Regions from separate parts of the Homo sapiens genome. Here region 2 is linked to region 1. The links are chromatin contacts, found by Hi-C in ENCODE. All regions are on one chromosome and are shown on one strand. Each heading gives the region's core, a stretch centred on a gene start or an enhancer-like site at or near the end of the contact. The rest is flanking DNA. Distances are from core to core; before and after follow the strand shown.

The links. Hi-C counts contacts between places; a loop is a spot of excess contacts on that map. Pooled maps may share reads with other maps.
Region 2: a pooled map shows a loop between it and region 1 (10-fold over the local background). The contact joins the promoter of GP6-AS1 here to the promoter of RPL28 in region 1. A Hi-C loop is called at or near these places in 5 of 50 pooled maps.

Annotation. Positions count from the first base shown.
Region 1 is chr19:55,384,650-55,390,275 of GRCh38, reverse strand. It overlaps RPL28 (ribosomal protein L28), which reads right to left and starts at 4,344. Exons shown (of 5, transcript NM_000991.5): 1 at 4,311-4,344; 2 at 3,838-3,926; 3 at 3,583-3,706; 4 at 2,228-2,346; 5 at 1-2,033. The coding sequence starts at 3,918. The coding sequence ends at 1,944. MIR6805 (microRNA 6805) reads right to left here and starts at 2,095; the gene lies at 2,034-2,095. RefSeq lists enhancers at 5,299-5,368, 5,399-5,468, 5,422-5,626.
Region 2 is chr19:55,004,180-55,009,639 of GRCh38, reverse strand. GP6-AS1 (GP6 antisense RNA 1) reads right to left here and starts at 3,413. Exons shown (of 3, transcript XR_001754013.3): 1 at 3,351-3,413; 2 at 3,176-3,223.

The DNA.
Region 1 (5,626 bases), core at 3,095-5,594:
CCAAGATCGCGCCATTGCACTCGCCAGCCTGGGCAACAGAGCGAGACTCCATCTCCAGAAAGTCTCCAGTGAGCAAACTCTCAGGACCGGTGGGCTTTATACATTCAATATGCACCATTCATCAAGCATCTCATTATATGCTGGTGTGCTAGACAAACCCCTTGCCCACCAGCACAAGACAAACATGAGACAGATAAACCTGCCAGCTTGTGGGCTGCAAATCAGTGCTGTGGAGGACAACTGAAGCAGGTGCCAGGGGAGAGGCCTCACGAGAAGGGGCCATCTACTAACGTGAGCAGTGAGCTCTCCTTATGAAGGCGGAGTCCCAGCGCAGTGAGGCCAGCCAGAGATGGGCCTGAGTGGGACTGGGACAGTGGGGGCTCCTGAGCAGGTACGAAGTCACCAGCGGAGTGAGGCCAGCTGGAGGTGGGCCTGAGTGGGATTGGGACAGTGCGGGGGGTCCTGAGCAGGTACCAAGTCACCCAACTCAGTTTTAAGGCAACACCTCTCAATCTGAGCTAATAGACCCAACTAAGGGAAGGACAAAGGAAATGGTAATTCACAGCAGACAGGGGCTGGCAAGTGGTCAGATCTGCTCTCCTTCGAGCTGGGCAAGACTGGAGCAGACAGGACTGAGGTCGGAAGGGCAGTGGTCTGCCTCAAAACGCAGGGCTCCCAGCCCCGTACGACCCCAACCAATGGCAAGTCGAGGCCCTGACAGTCCCCTTACTCTCAGTCAGAGCCGGGGGTGGTCTCAGACAGGGAGCAGAGTCCTTCTTTGAATCGGGTACCCCAGGATGGCAGGAACCAGGGGTGCCATGGATGCTGGATCCTTGGTCCCTGGCAGTGGCTGACAGAGTTAGGTGCCCAGGAAACATGTGAGGATCAACAGCAGGACTCTTTCCCCATCCAGGCCTCACTGTGTGTCATGGTGTCTTCCAGGCTGGAGTGTAGTGGTGGGGCTCATGGGCTCACTGCAGCCTCATACTCTTGGCTCAAGTGCTCCGCTCACCTCAGCCTCTACTCAACCTCTGAGGAGCTGGGACCACAGGCGGTGCACCACCACACCCAGCTAATTTTATTTTAGAGACGGTGTCTCATTATGTTGCCTAGGATGGTCTCAAACTCCTGGCCTCACAAGCTGTAATAAACACTAGGGAGCAAACAGGCCAAAGGAAACAAGAGGGCTGGGCAATCAGGAAAGCTTGGGTGACAGGGTGGCCCAGGAGCGGCCACTGAGATGAGACCTAAGTGACAAGAGCCAGCTCAAAGAGACAGGGGAGGGATGGGGACACCTGGAGGACGGGAGTAGGGGGACAATGCTAAGGCTGCTCAATGCCTGCTGGCTGTACCCTGGGGCTGCCATCTCCCTTACAGTTATAAGCCACCACCCACCAAGTTGCCCATCTCAGAGATGAGGTTGCATCAAGTAAAGCCCATCCCCTCCAAATGTGGCTGCACCCACTCCCTGGATGCAAAAGTCATCTCATCTTCCTCCCGTGATGTCTGTCGTCCCCCAGGTCTTGGGAACACCCCAAGTCCCCAAACCGTGCTACAGCACCAGGGCCCAGGGCCCAGCCCTCAGCCTGCACCCTTCTGGGCTAGAAAAGGCCTTTCTTCTTCTGAATGGAAGCCACTGCCCCAGCTGGGATTCTTCAGGCCACCTCACAATGGGACAGTAGGTCTCAATCACAAGTCAGCAAACTTTTTCTGTGAAGACAGTGACCCTTGCCCTCACCAGGGACAAGGCAGCTACCCCACCCCTCCTGCATGGCCAGCCATTGACATCACCTCCAGATGGACAAGGTGACATGCAGAGTTTTGATGACATGGCCTGAATGACAACACACAGGGCCAGAGCTCCCCAGAGCGTTTCAAAAAGGGAGGCCCAGTCGAGGCAGGTGAGAAAGCCAGCTGACTTTATTGCTCTGGGGGCAGGGGGCTCAGGAGCTCTTGGTGGGGCGGGTCCGCTTCCTCTTCACCATCACAGGCTTCTGGCTGCGCAGGATGGCGCTGGCCCTGCGGATGGCTGCCTGGGGGCGGGGGAGCAGAGCAAGGCTCAGCCCATACACTCCACAAGCCGCCCCCTAGGCCAATGCTGGGTGTGGGGAGTAGGCTGAAAGCAAGAATCCATCCCTCTCCAGCCCATATTGCAACCAGTAGTGGGAGGCCCTTCCCCACAGCACTGGCCAGTCTCCCCAAGCCTGATCCCCAAACCCCAGCTCACCATGCGCAGGTCGGGGCGGTACTTGTTCTTGCGGATCATGTGTCTGATGCTGCTGAGCGTGGCGCGAGCATTCTTGTTGATGGTGGTCCGCACATAGGAGGTGGCAGGCTTCCGCTGGCCTGGTTGGGGGTCAGGGAGGTCCTGGGGTCAGTCCACCTAACCTGCACCTTTAGCACACCTCGCAGGTGTGGACAGTCTCACATTGAGAAGCTGAGCAGCGTGGGCCCGTGGCGGGTGCCTGGGCAGGCCAGCAGGTAGCTGTTTTCCCACCTGTCCATTTCACAGAGGCTCACTCGTCATCACGGAGTACTGAGGACACAGCTTCTGCCACACTCATAGCCCAATTCTGTCCACCATGAAAACACTCCTTTCTCATGCCAGAAAGCTGCCGCTTCAGTTAGGATCTGATCCAGGTCCAGCCAGAGCCCACGCTCCTGGCAATGGGTATGAACAGCTTCCCAGGAACCCCAGGCCCATCCCCACAGCAGTGGTTCAACATCAGCTTGGCTGAGAGGCCCAGCCTCACTCAGGCCAGTCCCTTAGTCTAGGAAGGGCCACCCATGTATTCGGCAATCCAAGAGGTGAAAGCTTTCAGGACTCCCCAGAACGGGGTCCCCAAGTGCCAAGCAATTGGCTGCTCCCTGGACTACGTGTCCCTGAGACAGGAGGATCACTAGCCAACAGACTGCGTTTGTTGCTGCCACTGAGTAAAAGGACCCTTGGCTCTGAGGCAGTTCCAATCAAGGACCTGAGAAAAACTCACTCTAAAAAGAAAATACAGCCCTGTCAAGAACACATGTGAAGCTGGACTCCTCCATTAGAGACCCCCGACTCACACGAACATTCAGGGAATCCCCAAAAAGGCCTGCACCTGACAGCACAATGTATGGAGTGGGGTCCCCAAGACCTCTTCTCTAACCTACACAGGCAAAATGGGAATCAAATGGCTGCAACCAACCCAGCCTGTCCCCTCCTAAGTGTGGTAGCGAGGGCCCCTCCCCTGTTGTGCCTCAATCTTCCCACCTGTGGGATGAAACCATCCATCCCCACCCTGACTTGCTTTGAGAATTTCATCTGAAAACATCAACCCCGTGCCTTAACTCTCAACAACCACCGAGGAAGTTCAGGTCCTTTTTCATTTCTCCACTTTACAGGTGAGGACACGGGCTCAGACGCGCGCGGCTCACAGAGCTGACAAGTCGGCCGAGAGGGAAGCCGGTACCCAGACCAACACCCTGGCGCCAGGGATGCCCGCCGCGATGGCAGTTACCGCTCTTCCTGCCTGACAGTAAAAAATCACAGCTCCCAGACCCGGGAAAGGGGCCGCTCTCTGGCCCAAACCAGACAAAACTCACCGGATCTCCGCTTAATGACCACCACGACACCTTTGCCGTCGGCTGCCGGCTCCACGCCCACAGTCTTGCGGTGAATCAGTCCGTTGTAGCGGAAGGAATTGCGGGCCTTCAAGTTATTGGGCTCCTGGGAAGGAGGCGGCACAAGGCATCGTGAATAAGGGACCCGGAGACATGCGAAGGTCCCGCCCTCTGACCCAGAGTCAAGAGACTCAGGACCCTCCTCCCGCAGGAGCCACGCATCCGGGCCCCACTTACAGTGCTGTAGGTCTGCTTATTCCTCTTGATCAGGAAACTGGAGCAGTTCCGCACGACCATCCATTGCAGATGCGCAGACATGGCGGCGGCTGCGGGGAAACGGGCACAGGGAAAGCGTCAGACACAGAGAACTAAAGCAGCGTTAGGCCACGGGCCACGCTCGGACAGCAGAGGAAGAGAGCGACTGGGAACTTGGGTGAATGGGAGACCCCTGAGGGCAGACAGCGACCTAGAACTCTTGTCAGGCGGGACTGAGTGACCTAAGGCGGCGGGACCGAATTCAGGCAGCCGAGACTAGCTGCGGCGAATGAGAGTGAGGGGAAAATAACTTGAAAATTCACAACGACTTCACGGGGAGGGGTTGGGGTCCGCCAATGACCCTTGAGGCGCAAGGGGAGAAGGCAGGCAGAGGACTGAGAGGGAGTGCGCGGCGGGCCGGAGATGGCGACCACGCGAGGAAGACGAACGCTCACCTCCCTTCGCAGCGGCGACCTGAGACGGAAAGAGGAAGGCGAGGGGCGAGGCGACGCCTTTAATACCGTACACGCATTTCCGCTTCCTCTCCGGGCGGGCACGACAGGAGTTGTCGGTCCCCACCTCCGAGGCGGCTCGATGATGTTCGGCTGCTTCCGCCGAAAATTCGCTCAACGCTCGGGAATATTCGGAACTCTTCGGTTAGAGGGCCGAGAGCGTATTCCGGGAACCGTTCGGAAGTTTTCGAAACTCTACCGCTGGATTTCCGAGTGGCTCCAATTCGAGAGGTCCTGGGACCCATACCTCAGCGTTATCTCTCCAGTATTGCTCACCCAGCACTTGTCACTGTGATTGGCATATGATGGGCGCTCAACAAACATTTGTTTTATGAATGAACTGGTGAATGCGTGAACTATATAAGCCTAGCCCCGGCACCTTTGGATATTTCCGGTCTTCGTAAGCCCTCGCGGTGATGGCCAATGAGGGCGCCGAGGCCCGCTCGGGTATTTTCGGAACCCTCCGGAAACGCTCTTGGGAGAGGTGTGTATGTTCGGAAATACTCCGTCTTCATTCGGAATCCCTCGGCTAATCCTGGCAGCCCTCTTGCAGTTCGCCCTCCCCAGGGTTTTCTTGAAATAAAACTCTTAAACTGTTTAAGCCTGGGGAGAACCTACACGGAAACTTCTCGCTGACTGCCACCCCAGGGGAGCGCGGATGCCCTCTAAGGGAGAATTGTTTGGAGGGAGGGAGATTTGCATGTGGCTTCTCTTGGCTCCCTTTAGGATTCTATAGATTTGCCGGTCCTCTTCCCTGCCCTCCACCTGTGCCTCCAGCCTATGGTGTGCCTGTCACACCCCATCAGCTCCCTGGGAGGTTATGATCCGTTGTCAGGGCCACCCTAAGGGGGCAGGAGCCTTGCCTGATATTTCTCTGTGTCCTCGGCCTCACCCACGCGGCATGGTGCTGGGGAGGCCTCAGAGACTCCTACTGAACAAAAGGAATGAGGGTGCCTGTGTCACCTCCCCAGGGCTCCTTAACTTGCGGTTACACCCGGGCACTCCTTGGGGCAGGGGCTTCGTCTGGTCCATAGGACTATCCTCCATAGGACAGTCGGGGTTCGCCCAGCTTCCTCCACGGGTGCGCTCTGGACCTGATGGGTCTCGTCCGTCCTTGTGCCCGTGGCTTCATTCGCTGAACACAGGAGACCCCAGAAGACACGCGCTGAGTGAAGGAAACTCAGCTTCCGCGGAACCCGGAGCTTCCCCTCTTAGATCACCCCGACTACTGGTTCTCGCGTCCCAGAGCTCCTTGGTGT
Region 2 (5,460 bases), core at 2,164-4,663, 380 kb after region 1:
CCCACAAGTATGGGACATCTCTACTCCTTCCCTGGCAACTGATCACATACCCGTTACCATCCCATTAAAACCTAATCACCCTTACCCTGCTCAATGCCAATATCCCATCCCACAGCACACTTTAAAAGGATTAAAGCCTGTTATCACTCGCCTGCTATAGCATGGGCTTCTAAAACCTATAAACTCTCCTTACAATTCCCCCATTTTACCTGTCCAAAAACCGGAAAAGTCTTACAGATTAGTTCAGGATCTGCGCCTTATCAAATTGTTTTGCCTATGCACCCTGTGGTGCCCAACCCCTACACTCTTTTGTCCTCAATACCTTCCTCCACAACTCACTATTCCATGCTTGATCTTAAAGATGCTTTTTTCACTATTCCCCTGCACCCCTCGTCCCAGCCTCTCTTCGCTTTCACTTGGACTGACCCTGACACCCATTAGGCTCAGCAAATTACCTGGGCTGTACTGCTGCAAGGTTTCACAGACAGCCCCCATTACTTCAGTCAAGCCCAAAGTTCATCCTCATCTGTTACCTATCTCGGCATAATTCTCATAAAAACACACGTGCTCTCCCTGCTGATCGTGTCTGACTGATCTCTCAAGCCCCAGCACCTTCTACAAAACAACAACTCCTTTCCTTCCTAGGCATGGTTAGCGCGGTCAGAACTCTTACACAAGAGCCAGGACCACACCCTGTAGCCTTTCTGTCCAAACAACTTGACCTTACTGTTTTAGCCTAGCCCTCATATCTGCGTGCTGTGGCTGCCGCTGCTTTAATACTTTTAGAGGCCCTCAAAATCACAAACTATGCTCAACTCACTCTCTACAGCTCTCATAATTTCCAAAATCTATTTTCTTACTCACACCTGATGCATATACTTTCTGCTCCCTGGCTCCTTCAGCTGTACTCACTCTTTGTTAAGTCCCACAATTACCATTGTTCCTGGCCCGGACTTCAATCTGGCCTCCCACATTATTCCAGATACCACACCTGACCCCCATGACTGCATCTCTCTGATCCACCTGACGTTCACCCCATTTCCCCACATTTCCTTCTTCCCTGTTTCTCACCCTGATCACACTTAGTTTATTGATGGCGGTTCCACCAGGCCTAATCGCCACACACCAGCAAAGGCAGGCTATGCTATGGTACAAGCCACTAGCCAGCCTCTTAGAACCTCTCATTTCCTTTCCATTGTGGAAATCTATCCTCAAAGAAATCACTTCTCAGTGTTGCATCAGCTATTCTACTACTCCTCATGGATTATTCAGGCCCCCTCCCTTCCCTACACATCAAGCTCAAGGATTTGCCCCCGCCCAGGACTGGCAAATTAGCTTTACTCAACATGCCCCGAGTAAGATAACTAAAATACCTCTTAGTCTAGGTAGACACTTTCACTGGGTAAGTACAGTCCTTTCCTACAGGGTCTGAGAAGGCCACCGCAGTCATTTCTTCCCTTCTGTCAGACATAATTCTTCAGTTTAGCCTTGTCATTCCCTTCTGTCAGACAAAATTCCTCAGTTCAGCCTTCCCACCTCTATACAGTCTGCTAACAGACCAGCCTTTATTAGTCAAATCAGCCAAGCATTTTTTCAGGCTCTTAGTATTCAGTGACAGACTAATGGTCTATTAAAAACACACCTCACCAAGCTCAGCCACCAACTTAAAAAGGACTGGACAATACTTTTACCATTTTCGCTTCCAGAATTCAGGCCTGTCCTTGGAATGCTACAAGATACAGCCCATTTAAGCTCCTGTGTAGACACTCCTTTTTATTAGGCCCCAGTCTCATTCCAGACACCAGACCAACTTAGATTGTGCCCCAAAAAACTTGTCATCCCTACTATCTTCTGTCTAGTCATACTCCTATTCACCGTTCTCAACTACTCACACATGCCCTGCTCTTGTTTACACTGCCAGTTTACACTGTTTCTCCAAGCCAGCACAGCTGGTATCTCCTGGTACTATCCCCATACCGCCACTGTTAACTCTTAAAATAAATAAATAATCTTTGCTGGCAAGGCTATGCTGAACCTCCTTAGGCACTTTCTAATTAGATGTCCTGAGTCGTCCCAATTCTTAGACCTTTAATACCTGTTTTTCTCCTTTCCTTATTCCCTTTAGTTTTTCAATTCATACAAAACTGTATCCAGGCCATCACCAATAATTCTAAATGACAAATGTTTCTTTTAACAATCCCACAATGTCACCCCTTACCACAAAATCTTCCTTCAGCTTAATCGCTCCCACTTTAGGTTCCCACGCCGCCCCTAATCCTGCTCAAAGCAGCCTTGAGAAACATCACCCATTATCTCTCCATACCACCCCCAAAAATTTTTGCTGTCCCAACACTTTACCCCTATTTCATTTTATTTTTCTTATTAATATAAGAAGACAGGAATGTCAGGCCTCTGAGCCCAAGCTAAGCCATCATATCCCCTGTGACCTGCACGTACACATCCAGATGGCCGGTTCGTGCCTTAACTGATGACATTCCACCACAAAAGAAGCGAAAATGGCCTGTTCCTGCCTTAACTGATGACATTGTCTTGTGAAATTCCTTCTCCTGGCTCATCCTGGCTCAAAAGCTCCCCTACTGAGCACCTTATGACCCCGACTCTGCCCGCCAGAGAACAACCCCCCTTTGACTGTAATTTTCCTTTACCTACCCACATCCTATAAAACGGCCCCACCCCTATCCCCCTTCGCTGACTCTCTTGTCAGACTCAGCCCACCTGCACCCAGGTGATTAAAAGCTTTATTGCTCACACAAAGCCTGTTTGGTGGTCTCTTCACACGGACGTGCATGAAAGGTGCGTGTATATTTTTGTAACACAATAAATAATAACAGTATACACTTTTTCTTTTAGAAGTATGCTGTTAAACAGAATTAAGAACAGGAAGTCTCAAAATTGTTTCTTTCAGGAGAGAAGACTTATTAATGGGGGAGAGTTCTGAACCACTTGCTTTGCATACTGCCACTTAGTTAAAAAATCGCATTTTAACTTAAAAATATCCAAAAATAACACAGTTTTATAATAAATTATTACGAATATCACAAAATAATAAAAATACAAGTAATGCAGAGTGGAAATGCAAAGCTATGAGTGCTAGACGGCTAACAAGTCATAACAAACAACACCAAAATTAAAGAACAAGATAGTTGTGACTTACCTTGGTCAATCACTTTCCATAGTAGTCATTCAATCCAGGATCTCATCTCTGAAAATGAAGGAAAAAAGCAACAGAAAATAGTGTAGAGGTCTCTGGTGTTCCAAGAATAGGCGCTGCAGAGAGATGTGGGTGCCTGGGCTGTGCCCAGTCACTGAAATGGCACACCTGATGCTACCTGTTCACTTCGGGCTGAGCAGGAGAGAGAAAAGACGTTCCCCTCAGCCACTTCCCGTCTTCTGATTTCACTTCTTGCCTGCCTCCGACTGCAAATCCTGGTTTGACGTCACTTCCTGTCTTCTGATTTTACTTCCTGTATGACCTCACTTCCTGTCTTCTACAACCACTTCCTGTCTTCTTACTTCACTTCCTGTCTTCTGACTTTACTTCCTGTATGACTTCACTTCTTGTCTTCTACCACCACTTCCTGTCTTCCGAATTTACCTCCTATCTTGACTTCACTTCTTGTTTTTTTTTTTTTTTTTTGACAGGGTCTCGCTCTGTCTCCTAGGGTGGAGTGCAGTTGTGCCAGCTTGAAACCACCTTTCCAAAATTATGACTGAGACAGTGAAAGAGATTTAACTGACTCCATTTTGCTTCTAACCTCCAAGCTGTCCTTTTTCATTCCTGGGCATAGGCTGAACTTTGGGAGAAACTTATAGTTTAAACAAAGATGATAGCCCTTTTCCAAAGCACACCTCTTTGTTGCCTGGGGACTAGATTGGCCCTGTAGGACGAACATTAGCCACGAGATTAGAAATTATGACTTAGGAGTCATGCAGCTGGAGGCTACAAGATTGTGACCCTCCCTAAACTGCTTCTAAGATCAGCGTTTAACTTGCAGACCCTGTACTTGATGGATCAGCTGGCACCACCCATATCAATAAACTGGCCCATCTTATCTTTTGGCCTCCACTCAGGAACTGAGTGCAAGAAGATAGCTTTGGCTCCCACGATTTCATCCCTGACCAAACAGCACTCCTGGCTCACTGGCTTCCCACCCACCCACCAAGTTATCCTTAAAAACGCTTCCTGAATGCTGGGAGACACTGATTTGAATAATAATAAAACTCTGGTCTCTCGTAGAGCCAGCTCTGCATGAATTATTCTCTATTGCGATTCCCTGTCTTGACGAATCAGCTCTGTCTAGGCAGTGGGCAAGGTGAACACATTGGACTATTACAATCTTGGCTCACTGCAACCTCCACCGCCTGGGTTCAAGTGATTCTCCTGCCTCAGACTCCCAAGTAGCTGAGATCACAGACGTGCACTACCATGCTCAGCTACATTTTTTTTTCTGTCCCCCGGGCTGGAGTGCAATGGTGCGATCTCGGCTCATTGCAACCTCCGCCTTCCGGGTTTAAGCGATTCTCCTGCCTCAGCCTCCAGAGTAGCTGGGATTACAGGCATGCACCACCAAGCCTGGCTACTTTTGGTATTTTTAGTAGAGACAGGGTTTCACCATGTTGGCCAGGCTGGTCTCAAACTCCTGACCTCATGTGATCCACCTGCCTCTGCCTCCCAAAGTGCTGGGATTACAGGTGCGATCCACCATGCCCAGCCCATTCCGTCTTCTGACTTGACTTCCTGCCTGACTTCACTTCCTGAAGGATGTGGTTACCATGGAAGTTGTTTTGGGGCACAGGATGTGGTCTGGGATTGGGGATTGTGAAAAGCAAGACCCTCACCGGGGTCTTTCTTCCAGAGCTGCAGCTGAGCCACAGGATCTTGAACAGGAGAGAGTTCTTCCTATTCTTGTGGAAGAGCTGAGGATTGAGAAAAGCGCGGCTTAGCTCATGGGAGTGACCTTAGCTTTGAGAAGCCTGAAAATGAGGCTTGGAGGTAGAGAGTGGTGTGTGTGTGTGCGCGTTGGGGGAGGGGGTCAGGCTCTCATGACTTCTGGCTCTTTTTTTTGCTCCAGGAACATTTCCCAAGCCCACCATCTGGGCTAACCCAGCCCTCGTGGTTCCTGGGTGCAAACATGGCCGTGGAATTGTGGAATGGTTTTTTTTGTATCCTTAGCAGAGAACCCAGTGAATACTTTGTTCTTGATCATCAATGTGATGAGATCCAGAGCAAGCAAGTGCTAATGCTGCTGTGAGCCTGAGGCCACATTTTCAGAATTCAGTGATGGGCGGAGGCGAGTGGTCACAGGTATAGGGAGAGCAGTACTTGTTCATCTCTGAACGTATAGATTCAGACACACATGAACCCATGTGCCACAGGTTTCCCTGTTTAGGACTTGTAGGTCATGGGGGTGGGCATCTGAGAGTGTGGCTACATGAAAT